Regions from separate parts of the Mus musculus genome. Here region 1 is linked to region 2. Evidence: chromatin contacts called from ENCODE POLR2A ChIA-PET data. All regions are on one chromosome and are shown on one strand. The core of a region is the stretch at or near the end of the contact, and the rest is flanking DNA. Distances in the headings are between cores, read along the strand shown.

Region 1 (4,339 bases), core at 1,123-3,622, 130 kb after region 2:
CTCTGGACTCACATGGAACTGAAGTAGCTCTGGGGACCCCAAACTCAGGAGGGGGATCCATGAGGAAATGAGCTCAAAGCGTCTTGCAACTGCACAGTGTTCTGCTTGCTTTTCTGGGCCAACAGAGATGCAAGCCTGCCGGAGGAGTTGGCAGACTCAGGACATCCTGCTGTTTCCCTAAAGCTTCTGGATTTCTTAATTTGAATCTGCAAGTAAGAACCCGACTGGCCAGGCTTGGATCAGGTTTTCTGTCTCAGGCCAATCAGCTTTGGCAGACTCCGTAGAGGGGAGGCTGGGCAGAGTCCAGTTTAAAAAAAAAAAAAAAAAGGTGACTTGCTTTTCCCCTCCCTGCAGGCTGTGACTGGGAAGAAAGATCAATGAATAACATTTCTGGTGCACTTGGATTTCAATCCCAGGGGCTCCCAGGTCTCCTCCCTATTCTGGCTGATTTTCTTTGCCTTTCTTGTGTGGCTAATTCTTTGGATTTAAAACCTTCCCTTCTGGAAGGAAAGAGATTCATAAAAGTCAGGTTCAGTCCTCAGCACTAGAAAGTTAAAAACAAACAAACAAACAAACAAACAAAACCCAAAACATACATGGCTTGGGAAGTCCAGCTATCGGACTCACGAGGTCCCTCTAGTCAACAGTTGCTGGAGAGGGAACTCTTGAGCTGCTGATAAGTCATGCATTGGTCCAGGGATGCATGCAGGTTTGTTAGTTGGGGGCCTTTGGGGTGATCTTTTTAGTTACCTTGAGTTACCTTGTAAATAAATTAAACACTTTCCCTGGTTTGCCGACGTAGACTTTGGGTGGAATTCTTTAATCTGTCATCTGTGCCTTCTCTACCGCAAATAGCTGTCTGTCTCCCCAGCAAAAGTGACACAAGCCACTCGCTGAGTTTTAGGTAAGTGCCTTACCAGTCCTCTGCATCTCCATTCATTTTAAATTAAAACCAAGACTCCCAGGGCGCTGAACGGAGGTGGCGCACACCGCCTTTAATCCCAGCACTTGGGAGGCAGAGGCAGGCGGATTTCTGAGTTCGAGGCCGGCCTGGTCTACAGTGTTAGTTCCAGGACAGCCAAGGCTATACAGAGAAACCCTGTCTCGGGAAAAAACAAACAAACAAACAAACAAAAAACAAAAACAAAAAAAAAACCCAAAAAATAAAACAAAACAAAAAAAAAAACCAAGAAAGACTCTCAGGGCGAAGTTCCGAGAAGCCAGACTTTCTGCCCACCCACGACACACAGCCCTGGGCATCAGGGCTCTGGGTCAAGTGTTAAGATTCTTGGAGACAAATCTTGTGTCCCCAGGTCTTGTCCTTCCGACTCTGCCTCCCTGTACGCCCCTGTGACTCAGCAGCTTTCCCTGCCTGGCTTTAACTCCGGGAATGGGCTGGGTGTTTGTTGCCGGGTAGATAGAGCTGCAGACTTGGGAACAGGTTCTTTCTAATGCAAAGCAAGCCCTGTACCACGGAGCTATCTGTTTGCCCACATTCTATTTCGAAGGGCTTTCCCTCATAGTCTTAACTAGATATGGGCTTAGGCCCCCTTACATTCCCTCTCCTCGGCCTCTCTCTCTCTTGGTTCCCTTCCTTTAGCCCACGGAACAGCATTTTCAATCTAGAGTGGCTGCGGATGCCCAGCTGTCTTGTTCAGCTACAGCAGGTTGTGAGCAACCACCTGGCGTCTCCTCTACTGGACCCCAAATGCCTGAATTCTCCTCGGACGTCTGTTAGTAGAAGGCAAAGGGTGTGAAGTCTTCACTCACATGTGATTTCACAAACTCTCCAAACCTGATTTGGTTAGTCTTGGTGTGGCACGCTCAACAGGGCAGGAGGCCACGTGCTGAGACCAGGCTGGGAAAAAGTGTCCGCCCTCTCTACACTGCAGGAAAGCAGACATCCAGAACCCGCGTGACCTCACGTAGCGAGACTCCGCAGTCTCACAAACCCACTTTGTCTTTTTTAATTTCTTAAATGCTTGGGAAATGGCGGAAAGAGGCTTTGACACTAGGGAAGATTGCACGCAACTTTACAGTGCGGAGCCGGCTCTCGGGAGAGTTTAATTTGCAACTGACTCGCTGACGCACGCGGGCGTGTCGCAGGCTCCGGAAATCAAGGTTGGAGCAGAGGGGACAGTAGCCGCTCTGACCTATACAGCGCCACTTCCAGAGCCCAGTGTCCCCACTGGGCCTCCGAGTGACTTGCAGCCTCGGCGACTCCGGCGACACTATCCGCTGAGGTCCCTAGGCCACCGCTCTGTGTGCCGGAAGCTCCCCTCCCCCTCTTCCCAAATGCTTCCAGCAGCCTGGAGGCTGCAACAGTGACCCGCGTGTCCCCGCGCACGCACACACCTCACGCACGTCAGACCCACGCCTCCCTATCGCCCCGTGCCAGAGTGCACGCAGGCCTTTACGCGCGGCCACACATGATCACAGAGCCGCAGAGGGCGAGAGCGCGGCTCGCGAGTGGGAAGAAGACCCCGAGACTGGTCTGGGCGCTGTCCGGGGTGGAGCCGAGGGCGGAGCTTCGGGGTCCGGCGCGCAGAGCTGGGGCGTGTCCGCGCCGCCGCGATCTGCGCCGCTCCGCCCTCGGCCCGTTCGCTGCGCTCCCAGCCTCCTCGCCGCAACCCCCGCCGTAGCTGCCGCTGCTCCCGCCGTCACCGCCTCCGAGGTAGGCGCAGCGGAGAGGGCCTGGGCTATGCCTGAGTCCCCAGGGCCTCGGGTCGCGCTCCTGGGAAGTCTCCAGGGAGGCGATCGAGGGAGGTTCGGGCGAGGGCGCTGGGCCTAAGCGCTTGGCCCCGGGAAGGGTGAACCAGGGACGATCATTGCGGGCCTGGAGGGGCAGCGGGCTTGTAGAGGAGGCCTGGAGGGCGGGCGCAGAGCGGATCTCCCAGATTCTAGCTCGAGCGTTCAGAGCACCTGCATTTGGAAGCCAGGGGCGGTTCGAACATGCGAGGAGCGGAAGGGCAAGGGCGGCCGCGTGGAGGCCCGGCGGGCCGCGGGTCTAGGTGACCTTCCCGGCGGCGCCCTCTGGCTCTAGATCCCGTCGGTGTGGATCTGGTAGAGACCCTCCCACGGCCCAAGCCCTTCCCCACCAGCTCCAAGGGCCTGTGCAGACCCAGCTTCCTCCGCCGAGAGGACGAACTCCAGGCACGGCCATGCCCTGGATCCCCCAGCCCCTACACGCCCTAGCCGGCCCACGCCCGGAGTAGGTGGCGCCGGGTCCCTCCCGCGCATGCCAGTGTCTTCCCGGGCGGAACGGGCTGCCCTGAGTGGACTTAGGCCGCAGGAACAGGGACCTGGGCCTGGACTGAGAGCGAGACCCCATAGGGAGCCATACGCTTGGCCTCCTTGGCCTCGGGGACGGAGTCCGTGTTCTGTGTCGCCAAATGCAACTGTGCATTCTGGAAACTGTTTTCAGGGCCTGACATCAGATTGGAGGCCCGCAACTCTACACGGTTTGTCCAAGGTCACACTGGTAGGAAGATTTAAAACTTCAATCTTCTCATCTGCGAAATAGGAGCAATTATATACACTTCACTGAGTTTGGGGGAAAGAATAAAATGATCCGATTAACACGAAGCCTTGGGGCATGCACAAGGACACCTTAGAAACCTTGACATTTGCCTAGGAGACCTAGGAGCTTTTGGGGAGGGTTGAACTCATCCTCCACAGACTTTTATTTTATTTTATTTTTTATTCCACATGGTGTACAGGAAGGGACTCCATGAATATACAGGCGTATTATTTTAATGCCATTATTACTAATGTCAGAAGCAAGCATTTGTGCAGCACCAGGTATTGAGTCATTGGAGAATAATTCACGAGACACTGTCAGTTTGCAGATTGACAGCTGTCAGGCTGGAGCACTAAATCTGACTGCAGACCCAGAATGCAGGAAGAGTGTGGGCTTAGCTCAGGTGTGTGCTGTCCAAAACTTCTCTTTCCTTGACCAGAGATATGGGTGAGGGGCTTAACTCCGGCTTGTTTACTAGCAAGCCAGGCATAACTGCGGAGGGCCTGCCTGCTTTTCTCGGGACTGACAAAACTGAAGGGCCAAACTCAGGCTTGTCTTCAGGGACTTGGGTGGGACCACTTGGCACACATTAGGTGGTTAAGAAAGGTCTGTGGGGTAAATTCATTTTTAAAAAATGTCTATTTAATGTGTGCATGCTTGTGCCTATGTGAGTTTATGTACATACATGCAGGTGTGAGATGCCTCATGTGGGTCTGGGAATCGAACCTGGGTCTTCTGCAAAAGCAGTAAGCACTTTTTTGTTTGTTTTGTTTTTGTTTTGTTTTGTTTTTTTGAGACAGGGCTTCTCTGTATAGCCCT
Region 2 (4,671 bases), core at 540-3,039:
GGATTGAACTCAGGGGCCTGGGCACGCTAAGCTTTGTTCCAGCACCCAAATCTCCATTTTCTGCTCTAAGCATTTGTTAATTCCGTTACTGGAGGCTCTCAGACCTCTGGGGAAAACCATATACTTTGTGCCATGCAGTGTGCTGGCTTCTTAGGCTCGCTGTATGACCCAGGACTGTTTAAGGAGCCCACCGAGTTTATGGCACGTGGAGGAAAAGGCTCTCTAGTGGGCCTTCCCTAGGAGGCCCGAAGCCGGAGCTGTGAAGGGCAGGCAGCGCTGCAGATAAAAAGCCTGAGAACTGTGGGTCTTTCATCTTCTGTCATCGACTCTGGCACCTGGCAGACATTGGATACCAGCAGACAAAGACCTGGTAATTCAACCCATTGCTTGGTCTCTCTGCCCAGTCTTGTCCTAGAGAAGCTGTAGTCTCTGGTTTCTTTAGGAGGCCCTGTGTGGAAAAGTCTTTTGTCTTCGTGGTGCCAGGAATACCAATCATGTGCTCACTGGTTAGGTGAGCCTGGCGCCTTGGTGGGGCTAGTGATGCTCCCTAGACACAGCAGGGCAGGGCAGGGCAGGGCAGGCAATTGCCCTCTTCCTGGCTGGGCTGAGGCCAGATGGGTGCTTTCAGGCCTCTCCCTTTACTTCAAAGCTGTTTCATTCTAGCGACCTTATCACAGCCTTCTTTGAGCCGCCTGTACAGCATAGCCTGTTCAGGTTGAGCCTGACTGTCCCCGTTCATTGCTGGATGGATCCCCAGCACTGGCCTCACAGATTGGCCTAGAGCATGGTTACCCAAAGAATGTAACCTCCATGCTACATTCACATTGACTCTCTCCAGGCTTGGCGCTTCACTCCAACAATGGCTATTTGGGGGCCTGGAAGCCTCTTCAAAGTTCAAAGGTAGGAAATAAAGGTGAAGATTAGCCAACAGGGTGGTCCTAGCCTCGAATCTCCAAGCTGGCTATTGGGAGGCAGACAGATCTGAGTTTAAATAGCGAGCTCCAAGCCTTATATAGTAAGACCCTGTCTCAAAACAAAACAACAAGAGTTTCAGGCAAGTATATATGTGGTGAAAATGCCTGTGACCCCAGCGCAGGTGGAAGGAGATCATGAATTTTAGACCAACCTGGTCAACATACTGAATTTACAGCTACTCTGTGCCAAACAGGGTCCCGTCTTAAAATGCAAAGAAAATAAAACTTTAAAAATCAAATAAGCAGGTGTACCATGTCAGGAGTATTTAAGAATTCTAAGCCGCCTAGGTTAAAGAAACACCTTTGTCTCAACATGGCATACATGTATATATATATATATATTTAATTCAGTATCAGTAGAGAAGGTTCAACTCCTGAACCCCTGGTCAGCAAACTCAATTCTATTTCCTTAGGTTATTAGGAGAGTAACGGTGGTCAGGCTGAGGCGACTCCTTTAAGGAAAACACACACCCACAACCGGTTTTGCGGTTTGTTGTTTCCAGGCTTTTCCAGGACTGGGGTCTTTCAAGCCGTTTAAGACAGCCCATGCCTGAAAGACCCTTCGGGTCGAGATGGTTTCCCAGCCGGTGCCGGAGTCCGCTTTGAAGGAGAGCATGGCGCTGTTTAGGCCAGCGGAGTAAGGAGGACGTCCCTCTCTTGCCCAGCCACCCCTCCACCCGCCGCCGCTCAGCACCTCTCCAGGAGACCTCTGCGGCGCTCAGGGTCTGCCGCCTGTGTTTCGACTGCCGTCAGGCGATCTCAACGGCCAGCCCGGCCGGCTGTGTGACGTCACGGGCTCGGGGTCCTCGGCGCCTGCGTCCCGCTGCTATAAAAGGCGACGCCGCGCGGCGCCGCTCGAGTGGCCTTGTTCTCGATACTTCGTTGTGGTTGTGAACTCTGTCCGGCAGCCTCGGGCCTGCGGTCTTGAGACGGAGCACCGTGAGTAGCAACCCGCGAGCCGGACACGTTCCTCGAGGGAGGGGCTGGGTGGGAGCCTCGCGTTGGCTGTGGAGTGCACGAGGCGGCGAGGCGACCTGGCCTCGTATCCTGAGGCGCCGTGCGGCCCGTTGCAGACCCCCGGACCGCGGGAGGCACGAGGAGGCCGAGTCAGGCCTTCAAGGGTCTCCCATCCTTTCGGCGCTCGCTCAGGGAAGAGAGTCGAGCCCTGTGGCAGGCCTGCCGCTTTGCAGGCGACGTCAGTCGGCCCCAAACGCGACTGGAAGGCCCAGGCTTCGTACCGGGCCTGCCTTAGCGACAGGCTTGCTGCTCCGCGCTCCAGGCCGGGTGGGCAGCGAGGCTTTGAGTAGGGGTCCTGGGCCGTTCCAGGTGGTGGCTGTCGTTGCCATTTGATTCTTGGCTCCCTCCCTTTTCTCCTGTATCTGGCGTCAATTAGCTCCTTATTGGTCTCACCTTTTTAACCACCGAATATGCAGGTAACAGACTCCCAATGTTTCTTTGCGTTTTGTCACGTTCTGCAGTCTCTGAACTTGTTACTGTAATAGACACTGTCGTCTGAGGTGTGTGGCATTTGACGCTAAAACCTGAGGTGTTTGGGTTTTTTAAGGGATAGTGCTAAAACCTGCCTTCTGGTTCACTTTTTCACGGAGTCCTCAGGTTTGGAGACTCAGTTTTTCAGCAGAATGTTACAGTAGACTGTATTGTGGCATAGAACAATGCAGTCTCTTCCGTCCTGCAGTGTAGTAACAAGTGTCAGAATTTCGAGTCACTTAAAACAGGTTTGTTTTTAAAGTCTGGTATACTAGAATTCTCATGCTAGACTTGGATGATTAATTTCCAAGTCTAGGAGCTTAGAGAACTGAAGAAGGGTTTTTTGAAAGCATATCAAATCGAAACCTCATACATTATTACTTAAAAATTTTGCACTTAATTCCAACACAACAACAAAAGTGAAGTCTAGGATTACAGAGTGCGTTGAATTACAGATTAACCGATTGCCTCCCTGTCATTTAATAAGATCCTGGCTCCCTTGCAAGTAACCTAATACCTAAATTTGACTATGACTAAGCACATCTTTATTTATTGTGAATTATTTCAAGGAAATACGGGGTGGTCTTTTAAAATAATTTTATCAACTACATAGACTTGTTCTGGAATGCTCATTGTAGTACTAGAGATCATAAAAAGAACACAGTGTCTTGCTATTAAAAACTGGCCTATTTTAACTTTTATTGTTGCCTTATCATAGGGAGGGTCTGCTGCTCTGACTTCTCTGTTCTGCAGACATGTTTGTTAGTTGAAAAGTGAACTCTTGAGTCTCTTCAACCATGGATGAGTGGGAGCTGGGTATTTCAATGGATGATTGTAAAACAAGCTTTACCTCTCCCAACCCCCTTTCTTGAAGCTTGTTTACTTGAGGAATTGGGGACAAGTGTCTCAGAAAGCTGAATGAATATTTTAGGAGATGTGCTGAGTCTTAAGTGTTTGACCCTAAAATAGGTGTAGTAGTTATTTTAAATGCTAAACCCTGTACTTTTGTGAAAAATCGCGTTAGTAATACAACTCAGATCCAGAAATGCTTAAGAAGTACCTTTAGAGTAACATTGAAGGCTTGTATCTTCCTTAGAAGCACAGACCTGCCTAGTTGCATGTGAGGTAGGGATTTTGGTGCCCACCTTTAGTCCCAGCACTGGAGGCAGCGGCAGGTTTATGGCTGAGTTCAAGACTAGTCTTAAGTTCCAGGACAGCCAGGGTAATACAGAGGAACCCTATCTCAAAAAACAAAACAAAAACTATCAGAAAAAAAGTTGCTTGTGAATTTTAAAGAGGTCTTGAATTAATCCTCTTTTGAAGGGATGAGGGGGAAATCTGATGATAAGAAATTGCTGGCTTAGAGCTTTTAGTATTAATACTGATTTGTTTTTATTTGGCTTTTTTTTTTTCCCTGATGACTCATTTTATATCTCAGTTGATAAGGTTTTGGATTTTTGTTTTTGGGGGGATTTGTTGAGTTTAGTTTTTGAGACGGGGCCAAGAAAACCAGGCTAACCTTAAATTTATTTTCCTATGTGTCAAGAAGATGGTCATAAACTCCTGATCCTTCTATTTGGCAAACTGTTGGGATTATGGGATGTACTTGCTTGGCTCACCTTTTGGGGAGAGGGGGAGAGGGCGGTGTTGCAGATTGAAATAGAGCTTTATACGTGTTAGGCATTATACTAAGGAGCTATATCTCCAGCCTCTTTTGTATTTCATTTTAAGCAGACTCTTACTGAGTTCCACCAAAGCTGGCTTGACCTCATTATGTTACTTAGTCCTTGAAATTATGATCCTCACTCGGGCATCTAAAAGCTGGGCATTACAGGACTTTTCTCTGTATAGCCCTGGCTGTCCTGGAACTCACTCTGTAGACTGGCCTTGAACTCAAAGAGATGCACCTGTGTCTTGACTCCCAAGTGCTGGAATTAAAGGCATACACTACTACCATGCCATTTTAAATTAATTTATATTTGGTGGGTGTTTTTGTTTTTGGAGACAGATTCTTACATAACCTAGGCTGGATTTGAACTTGGCTGTGTGCCTGATGTCTGAATTCCTGTGTCTCAAGTACTGGCTTTATAGGTGCCTGCCACTATGACTTAAATGCATTTTTGTAGTTTGCTTTTGTGGAGACAAGGTCTGTCTGTGTAGTCCTGGCTATCCTGTATGTAGCTATTTAGACCATGCTGGCCTCTGTCTG

The links. ChIA-PET counts read pairs that join two places held with the same protein, here RNA polymerase II (POLR2A).
Region 1: POLR2A ChIA-PET joins it to region 2 with 23 read pairs in embryonic stem cell. The contact joins the promoter of Vdac1 here to the promoter of Skp1 in region 2. POLR2A ChIA-PET finds 5 or more read pairs at or near these places in 4 of 5 experiments (Patski and embryonic stem cell).

The regions. Positions count from the first base shown.
Region 1 is chr11:52,358,479-52,362,817 of GRCm38, forward strand. Vdac1 (voltage-dependent anion channel 1) reads left to right here and starts at 2,373. Exons shown (of 9, transcript NM_011694.6): 1 at 2,373-2,674. Gm51894 (a long non-coding RNA gene) reads right to left here and starts at 104. Exons shown (of 2, transcript XR_003949674.1): 1 at 13-104.
Region 2 is chr11:52,230,206-52,234,876 of GRCm38, forward strand. Skp1 (S-phase kinase-associated protein 1) reads left to right here and starts at 1,790. Exons shown (of 6, transcript NM_011543.4): 1 at 1,790-1,913.